2 separate regions of the Homo sapiens genome follow, and region 2 is linked to region 1. A link is a loop called in an ENCODE intact Hi-C map of the cell type or tissue named here. Cell type or tissue: ovary. All regions are shown on one strand.

Evidence for each region. A loop is a pair of places that touch in the nucleus more often than their neighbours do. Peaks named below come from ENCODE experiments on the same cell type or tissue, not always from the same donor. Only the 100,000 strongest peaks of a DNase experiment are listed, where the experiment ranks them.
Region 2: a loop joins it to region 1, with 7 times the contacts of the local background. A loop is called at or near these places in 1 of 110 quality-filtered maps.

What each region holds. Positions count from the first base shown.
Region 1 is chr2:239,597,551-239,602,550 of GRCh38, reverse strand. No RefSeq gene overlaps it. Among named protein-coding and RNA genes, the nearest start is that of LINC02991, 22 kb to the right of the region's middle. In ovary, no CTCF peak of the experiment used is centred here; a DNase peak (open chromatin) is centred at 2,980.
Region 2 is chr2:239,988,771-239,993,770 of GRCh38, reverse strand. NDUFA10 (NADH:ubiquinone oxidoreductase subunit A10) reads left to right here. Exons shown (of 10, transcript NM_004544.4): 9 at 3,589-3,697. Among named protein-coding and RNA genes, the nearest start is that of NDUFA10, 34 kb to the left of the region's middle. In ovary, a CTCF peak has its summit at 1,880; no DNase peak of the experiment used is centred here.

The DNA.
Region 1 (5,000 bases):
GGGTAGGGCTGGGACACGGCGGGTGTTGCCTGAACACCTCAGAATGAAGGAGCAGTGAGGAAGGGCTGAGTCTGGGAACCAGCTCTGCTGTGGAGTTGTCTAAGGAAGCTCCGTTATGCAAAACGCCTCATTGAGGGACCACACCCTCCCCAGCCACACACCACAAAAGGCTCCTGTTCAAGGGTGTGAACACCTTTATAACATCAGCTGAAAGATGACTGACAACTGAAAGCCAATGGCAGAACAGCACACGGCCTCTCAGGAAGCAACTCGGAAGAGTCGCGGTGCTTGGGATTCAGAGACACTGACAGGGCCAGGGAAGGAGGGGACCTGTGTGACGAAGCTTGTCCTGAGCTCTAGTCTCTGCCCCCAAAGACCCTGAGACACAGCGTCATCATGTGTCATGGCTTTAGGACATCCAGTGTCCCTCCCCCAAGTTCAAAGACCCCAGGGAGAGCCAGGGGGCCCAGGAGGGACCAGAGGAACAGGGAGCCGGGAGGAGGCCAGGAAGGCCAGAGGGTAAATGGGAAGGGTCTGGAGTCCTGGGCGTCCTGGGACCAGCCATCTGAGGGTGGCTGGCTGGCTGCAGCTGGTTTTAAAGATTTAGTGGACAACTGGAGAAACCCCAGTGTGTGGGTAGAAGCTAACCTCTGGGCAGCATCCTCCAAGAAGCGTCTCAACTATCTCAGTGTCTGCGATGTTGCAGATCAGAGAGCCACCGAGCTACTTCTAAGCTTGGTACCAGAGGAGCCAAAGCAGCCACGGGGCCGAAGTCTCCCGGCAGCACCCCTGTCTGCTCCTGACGGGATAACTGGACCCACAAAAGGCTTTGTTGCTGCGGTTCCCCACGGTGGTTTCCTATTGTGGAGGAAACAGGCTCAGGTCAGGAGATCCAAACAGTCAAAGGACCCAGTCCTCCTAGCAGGGCTCCCTGAAGGGCGCGCAGCAAGTCAGACGCTGTGAAAATCCAAACTGACAAAGGACAGAGGCCGGGGTGGGGAAGCAGGCAGGAGCTGGTCCTTTGCCTCACAAAAGGGCACCTGCAGGGGAGAGGCCTGCCCTGCAGTGGGACTTTCTTGTTTGGGGAACAATGAGGTGACCCGGGGGAGTCTAGGCAGAGCAGGTGGGGACAGGCAGCCTGGCCTTGAAAGGCTCAGGTCCAGGGAACCAGCCAGAAGCCGAGATCAAGGACCTCTGAGCCCCGACAGTGCCCCCACTCACCTGGTGGAGACTGGATTCATGCAGGGCTTTGCAGACTCTGGGGCACTGGGGCCTGTGAGCCACACAGTTTGCAGCTGTGCTGGCGGGAGCTTGAGAGGGTGGGAGGGCTCTGCAGGTGAGGAAACTGAGGCTGGTAGGGCAGAGAGGCTTCCCTGTGCCAAGCCTTGCCCAGCGCTCCAGAGCTGCGTGGGGCTGGGACACCTACAGCCTGGTAGCCTAAGAACTGAAATCTGAAAAATGTAAGTTTTATATAAAACAAGTAGATTATGGCGAATACAAAATCCACATGCATCTTTGAAGTCCAGTGTGAGGTTCAGAGAAAGGCTTGGAAGCTGCAGGCCACATGGACCCAGCCCAGATCCCAGGTCCCTGTGCTCCAGCAGCAAAGTGGGGTGCCCTGGATGAGCAGTGGGAGGCCCAGGGAGGAAGAGGCCTCCATCCATGTCCCCCTCTGAAGGTGAGCGGGCGGGAGGGGAAGGAGGCCACCGCTGCCTGAGGTGGCCCTGGGGGATGTGGCCTGAGTGCAGCTGGGCCCCAGGACAGGGGCTGACGTGGTCTCTGTGGCCTCTCCCAGCCCTTTGCTGTCCTTTCTCAGCTGCTGCTCTTTCCTAGATTCTCATCCCCCAGTGTGGGGTGCCTTTTCCCAACCTCCCTCTGGAGCCTCCCGTCAATCACATGAAAAAGAGAGAGAGAACTGCCATCCCACGGAAAACTCGGAATTTCCCTTTCTCCCTTTCTTTCTCTGTGGCAAGTCTTGGCCAGCACCCTGAGCCCACAGGCAAGATGCCTCACTGTGCCCTCAGCCCCCTTCCCACTCTGGGAGCAGGATGGGGTCTGAGGGACCCAGTCTTCCCGGCCACGGACCATTATTATCGAAGTAGGAAGTAATACTCCAAGATGGATTTCACTCTCAACTGGAAGGTCCACCCCATTCCTCGCTCAGCAGGCCAGGGAGCCGGGACTCCAGGCAGAACGCTCAGACCCTCTTCCCCGAGCAGCCTCTCCAGCCAGAGTGAGGAGCCGCACACCTCATTATCACCCACAATCCTCCAGCAGGTGCCTGCAGCCACTAACAGTCCCTGCAATTCAGCAGAGCCTGTGCTTTAATCGTCAACAAAGCAGTAACACCACAGGCAATTTCTGAAACAGCAGCCCCCAGGGAAGAGAAACGTGCACGTCTCTGGAGAGGTACGCTTCTCGCCAACTCATTTTCCAGCCTGAGAAAAGGTCATGTGGCTTCACGTGGAGCATTTCTCACCAGGCTGTGGAGTCCAGCAGGACAGCATGGGAGGTGAGTGGGCACCTTACCAAGGAGGTGTTCCTTAGCATCCCTGAGAGAGCCCCACAGGGCCTTCCGGGCTGCTGAGTTTACATGTCTTTAACACGGAAACATGGCGCTTCTTGAGAAAGAAAAGTTTCCAGATGGCAGGGCTCGAGCACACTGAAAAGGATAAATATTGGTGGCCTGTAGTCCTCCAAGCTTATGGGGGCCCAGCAAGAACAAGAAGGGAGGGAGATTCACTGTTGGACAGTGGGGAAAGATCTTCTAGGATCTCATTCATTTATCCGTCGGATGAATACATGAATTAATGAATTAATGAATTAATGAATTAATGAATGAACATGTGGGCTGCGGCACTGGGCTTCCAGAACTCACAAGACACATCCCTGTCTCCTATGAGAAATGCAAAATACATCTGTGAAACATGTGAGCCAGCAGTTGAGGATGGCGCCCGGCGTGTGTGGAGTGGCAAGGCTCACCCTGGGAGAGGTAGCTCCAGATTCCCGCCGTGGTGAGATGTCACCGAGCTGGCCTGGAAGGATGAGTCGCAAAGGGGAGGAGGGCATTTGAAAGGAAGAGAACAGCACATGCAACGTCCTGGAGGCATAAAAGCAAGGTCCACCCAGGAGTGAGGAGGACTCTGCCCGGCACATGAGGAGGCCAGTGGTGTCCACGGCCAAGCTGTCGCACGGCTGAGTCTTTTCTCTACACAGATGAAAAAAATGGAAGAAAAATCAGGATAGACCGGCCTGAGCAAGCACCCCTGAATCTTTTGGTCAAAGTCCTACTGGAAAGATCTGTCATAGATTGAACCGTGCTTTAGTTCAGAAACTGTTTATAAAGTGTCAGCAGTATCTCGGCCAGAGTGGCTCCAAGGCAAGTTGACACCACGATGGAGACTCTCCCAGGGTCATCTCCATCACCCCTGGGCTCTAGAGGGTCCCAGGATAGTGAGAAGAGAACAGGAAGGCTTGTGGAGTCTTAGCAGCTTCCACTGGGAGACACAATAGGGAGAGGAGGCCTATTGCAGGCCTGGCTGGTGGAAGAATCTCTGCAGCCTCATCCATCCTCCATTCGTCTCTTCCCCTGCCCACTGTCCTGCCCTCCTGCATCACCCAGAATCCACGGGAACGGCTGGGGCAGGGCTTCCTCCCGGGGCTTGTTCTTCTGGGCCTGAGGCCTCTTACTGATGAAGCAGCTGCCGTGGGGCATTCCTAAGTCTTATCTCACCCACCAGGTATTTCAGTGTTGTCCTGCATCTTTGAGATTTTGGGAAAAATATAGGTTGTAGTGGAGTTGTAGCTAAGCAGTTATTTCAAAACCAAGACAAACTATTATGTGGAAACAAAGTCATTCGATCAGGTGAGAACACTGGGAAGGAGGGAGGCAGCCCGTTCTCCACACCGCTGCTCTTAGCTCACACCACAGACCTCCACGTGGCTGAGGACGGACGGCCCCACACCCCCTACACCCAGGAAGCTTGGCCACGGTTTCAACCATGTGGTCGGCCTCTTGCTGTGGGAGGGAAGGTGAGTCCAGTGACAAGGACCCCTGAGTTTCACTCTCAGTTCTGTTGCTTATGAGTCACATGAACTTGAGGGTAACTGGCGGCAGAGAGGGTAAGAAAGTTCATCTGTGAAACGGGCACGATACTCATCGTGACAGTTAAGTTTCTGCATCAACCTGACTGGGCCATGGGGTGTCCAGACACAGGCATCATTCTGGGGGCGTGTGTGAGGGTTTCTGGAAGAGACTGAACGTTGCATCAGTGGACTGAGTCGAGCAGATGGGCCTCCCCATGTGGGTGGGCCTCATCCAATCAGCTGAAGACCCGAATCGAGCGAAAAGGCTGAGTAAGCAGGACGGCTCCTGCCTGGGTGCTTGCCCTGGCCCCCGGGTCTTTTCCCTCCTCGGACTGGCACCTACACCACTGGCTCTCCACTGACTCAGCCTGGAGCTACACTCCGAGCTTCCCTGGATGTCAGGCTTGCCAACTGCTGATGTTGGGACATTTCAGCCTCCATAATCGTGTCTGCCAACTTCTTATCATTGTAGATTCTTTCATCTAAATCCACAGCCACATCGCAGCTATGTCTACATCAGCTCCTTCTCCTGGCCCCGTTTCTCTCGGGAACCCTGGCTGATATGCCCACTGTATTAGGTCATTTTTGCATCACTATAAAGGAATACCTGAGGCTGGGTGATTTCTCGAGAAAAGTGGTTTATTTGGTTCATGGTTCTGGAGGCTGTACGAGAAGCAAGCATGGTGCCAGCATCTGCTCAGCTTCTGGAGAGGCCTCAGGAAGCTTTCAACTGTGGGAGAAGGTGAAGGGGGAGCAGGCATGTCACTCAGCAAGAGAGTGAGGGGGAGGCACACACACTTGAAAACAGCCAATCTCCATTGAACTGAGAACCCACTCATCACCAAGGGGATGGCACTAAACCATTCATGAGGAATCGCCCCATGATCCAATACCTCCCACCAGGCCCCACCTCC
Region 2 (5,000 bases), 390 kb before region 1:
AGTGTGCCACTTTCAGTGACTTCTCTCCCTTGTCTCTAACACTGCTGCTCCCCTTGGTGTGTAATCCCCTGGTTCTTGGTCTCTGCTCCTCTGCCTCTTTATTTCTTCATCCCACTCCCACCAGGTTTATTTTTTTAAAAAGTCACAGTGACCCTGTTTTCTCTTTACTTGAATCTTTGAGTGGCCTATCTTCATTTAGTCATAGGTCTGAATTTCCTTTCCCAGAATTAATTCAGAATCCCAGTCTGCCCTGGTTCTGCGTCTTCTACCAGGATACCAGGCAATCTGCCAGGCCCTTCTTCCACCACCACCTGCCCAGTAGTTACCTAGAAATCCTAGCAGTCTTTAAAGCTTGGACGTAATCACCCTTTTTTCTCCCTGACACCTTCCCTTAACTCTTGTAGGCTGTTACTTATATGAATGTATATGGTATCCTTGTTTGTTAGTATTAGCTACTGCTGGGCATCATATGACATCTAACAAACTTACGGAGACAAGGGATTGTGTCTGACTTGACCTCCCTGTGGTAACAGTGTCATTTTCTAAACACAGTGTGAAATGTGTGTTGGTTCGATTCTGCACCATTCATGTAGTTATTTAGTTATGTGCTTATCGGAGCATAGAGAAGGATCCTGTAATTCCCCCATAGTGTATCAATTATAGCATTCCGTTGTTTTAATCTAGCTCACTATGAATGGCTTTGTCCTTTTTTCTCCTGGTATTTTGCCTTTCTTCCTCCCCAAAGATGTTTCATAAGTTTACAATATCAATTGTGTTTATTTTCATTTGAGTACCATTTCTCAATTGAGGGACTCAAGTGATAATTATGACCAATTTTCTAACATAATTATTGTAAACATGCCGCTTACCAGTGACATTCATTTTATCCATAACCTGACCAAATTATTGGTTTAGAACATTTCTGCACCATCTCAGTTACGTGTTGCCAGTGTCTAATTATGTGTATGTGTATAGCTATGCTTGTGCTGAGAGGCAGTAATTGTATTTTTCAGTCTTGTTCATATCCACATCCCTAACTGACTGGCGCCTGCTTGGGCTGGTTTCAGTCCAGTCAGGACCTCCGAGGACACGTCAGGCCTCCAGCTGTGCAAGCTCCTCTCAGACCATCCCTGCTTCTCCAGAGCCCAGACCTTCACACCCACCTTCTTTTTGCTTAATTGCCAAGATTTTTACATGACTCCTGGAGCACGTCTTTTTAACATGAAATTTCAGTGCTACAGAAACTGTAGCATGTGAGTTTGGTTTCAGAAGTACAGTGTTTCAGATAGAACTTTGCAATTCAGGAGAAACTGAAAAATAGGGTTTGGAAATGTTATAGGACAAAGTGTTGACATTCAGTTAATTGGGAAACAGCTTGAGTCATAAAACACTATTTACAATTTTATTCTTTTTTCTGTGTTCCTGCCTTACTCTTGTTTTAAAATACGTGTCCCAGCACCTCATATTGTAACCAAGCTCTAGTATATTTTATATTCTTCTTTAGACAGTGACTTATGATATTAAAAGGATATATTATCCTCAATCAGTTTTGAATTCTTCTTAATGAAACTAAGTGCTTTGTGAAGAGAATATTTTCTTTCACTGCCTTTTGCTTCCTGAGTCATAAAATGATTCCTTGTATCTTTATTTCTTACTTAAATCTAGGAGTTTACTGGAGATATACCATGGACTCTTCCTAGTAGTCATCATTAAGCTCATAGTAATAAATTGAAAGGGTAGTTTGGTTAGGTATAAATAAATTGTAGAATCATTGCAACAGATTCTTTTTTTAATCTTCAAAAATAGTTTGAAGCCTACTTGTTAAAAGATTTTCCGGGACTACATGTAATGTTGCCAAATTAAGCATAGATGGCGCTGTTGCTCTCTATACTACACATGGTCCAGGCCACTGATTGCTTTCGCATTTTCTAGCATTTTCTTAGGTTTTTCAAACTGTAAAGAGAACCATGTCACCTCCCTACATTGATATTTGTTAACATTTAAAATATGAACTTCATTTTTAGTTGGAATTTCTTATTGTGAGATCACTTCAAAAATTATCCTTATATTTGTGTTAACAGTAAGAAGATACGTACTTGTAGATTATTGACACATGCATGGAAGTGTTTAGATAGAATGCATAAGGAAAGCTAGCAGCAGTTTCCTCTGGAGAGGGAACTTGTAGTCTTACAATTAATGCAGTCTTACAAAATACAGCAACTTTATGCCCTTCACAAACTTTCTGTTTTGCTTGCTTGAGTTTTTAAAAAATATTTGCATATCTTTTGGCAAGTAAAACCAACTTAATAGTAAAACTAAGAAAACGATCTTATCTGTAAGTATGTACATTACAGCCATTTGCCTACCCATGTGGAAACGCACATAAATACACTTAGGAAAGCAAACGATCATTGTTATCCTGGCAGCAGTTTCTTGGAGGGGCATTTGCATTATTGGATCACTAACCGTGTATGAGCGACGCGGTTTTTACTAGGACGCTCCTGACGCTATACCTACCGTCCACTCATCTTCAGCTTGCCGCAGGTTCGCAGCTCTGTGGCTGTCTGTGGAAGCATGATTCATGGATCCCGTGAGCCTTGGGTTCTGGTCAGGTTGTTCTGTTTGTGGGAGAGCCTACCTGGGTACTGTGGGGAACAGGCCGTGGGTTTGCTCAGTGGGCCTGGACTGTCTCACAAAGTCTGGCCGAGAGCCAGATACACTCACATAATTTCCATTTGAGCCATTACAAATGAGAAACGTCTCCTGCTTTTATAACTCAGTAATGGGAATGTGACTGTTGAAAATAATTATTTTCTTTGTTTTGAGCCCTTAAGAAAAGAGACTTTATTTTAATGTTTTTTTTTCCAAAAGCTGAAAAAATGCTTTTTAAAAATCTTTAAGTATAGTGGTTATATTCAGACTATATTTAATTTAAAATAAGCAAATTGTAACAAAGTATAAATATTTTAACATTCAGCAAAATGAAATGATAAAGCTAAGAGACTATCCTATGATTTGTATATTTATTGGTGCCAAGAAAAGTGGAGAATTAGACCTTTTACAAGCCGTGGTACAACAGACCATCCTATGTTGGCCTCAGCATACAGAACAGAGCAGTAAGACGCTGGCTGCAACCCCAGAGGGACTGAAGCTACTCACCGTTCCTGCCCCAAGATCCACTCATCTGGAAAATTGTTAATGGGGGCATGCTTTGTGTGTAGCACTGTCATGTAACCATTTGCTTCTAGCTTTTTGTTCCTGCTATTCCTGTGTTTAAAGCACACTTTGCCTCCTTTTTCTATGTCTCCAAAACAGCATCCATTCCCAGAAGGTCGTCCTATGTAGGTACTGAGGCTTTTAAAAGATGCTACCTCAGGTTCTGAGAGTAATATTAAAAAGCAGCTCCAGATCGACCATGTGGTCTTTGGGAGGAAGGCTTTGCTGCTGGGATGATTGCTTGGCAACGAATAGCATTTATTGGGATATATAGATTTTTTATATGGATGTTTAAAAAAAATCGGACTTACACTTCTTTTATTGTATTTATTTTGATGGTTTGGTGTGATCCACATGTGTCTTATTTTTTAGGGTTCAGGATAAGTTTGAGGTGCTGAATTACACAAGCATTCCTATCTTTCTCCCGGAAGTCACCATTGGAGCTCATCAGACTGACCGTGTCTTACATCAGTTCAGAGAGGTAAGACTGTGGAAATGGAGAAAGCTGGCCAGTGGATGAGTCTGCAGCACCTGGGGACAATGCAGTCACTTCTCCAGAAAGGAGTTTTTGTTGTTGCTGTGTTTTGTTTGTTTTAGTGAAGGAGCCTCTTTTTCATTGAAATAATTCTCCCTTTTCCCCGTATTTCTGTGTGGAAAGCTGATGAAGTCCTCAGATGACAGCCCCAGAGCAGAGATGTTCTTCTGGAAGGTTCTTCATCAGGCATATTATCTTGATAGGAGAACACTCTGTTCATCAGCTGTTATGTCAGTTTCTTTACTGTCAGATGTTACTTCTGGTATTTTCTTACTCTTTGTCTGTAAATAATGAGGGTTCCATTTCTGCAGAAGGCCCTTAGGCCATATGGGAGGACATAGGGAGGGCAGGCAGAGCTTGGGACAGACAGCGAGGGTGGAAGTTGGTAGGGGCAACTGTGTCATTGATCTTCTTATCCAATTGCCATACCTTCTTAGTGAGTTATTTGTTCTGGCAAGATTCCATTAGGTTCGAGGCGTGTGTAAGTTTCGCTGGGAACCAGCGGGTGAGTTGCAGCCTGCACTGCAAATCCCAATGTCAGTGGACTGGGAAGAGCACGATCCATATCCGCGGCAGTGGTGGCTGTGGTTTGTTATGGGTAAAAGTGAAATAGTTGTATTAAATCAGAACTCCAAGCTATGCCTTCAACATGTAGATGAGTTGAAATCTAAATCTTTTTGCATTACTATAATTGTCTGAGTTGATATGAGCAAATTGCCTGAAGCACCCACTGAAAGTCTGAGTAGATCCCCTTGCTTGCTTTCTTACTCTACTTGGCATTTTCTTTTAAGTAAATTTTTTGGATTGTTTTGGAAGTGGTTTTATTCAGTGTGAGGATTTGGGGAAAACACATAAAACCATAAAGATATCTCTCAGAGGCACCTGCGGTTAATAATCTGTGTTCACCTCCTTCTGTCTTTGTACACGTGTGTGAGTGTGTGTGCTGTTTCTCCCTTTGTCCTTGTATACTTGTGTGAGTGCGCGTGCTGTTTCTCCCTTATCTGTCCTTGTACACGTGTGTGAGTGTGTGCTGTTTCTCCCTTTCTGTCCTTGTACACTTGTGTGTGTGTGCTGTTTCTCCCTTTCTGTCCTTGTACACGTGTGTGAGTGTGTGTGCTGTGTCTCCCTTTCTGTCCTTGTACACGTGTGTGAGTGTGTGTGCTGTGTCTCCCTTTCTGTCCTTGTACACGTGTGTGAGTGCATGTGCTGTTTCTCCCTCTTTGAGTGGGGCTCTGCGGATTTGCTGCTT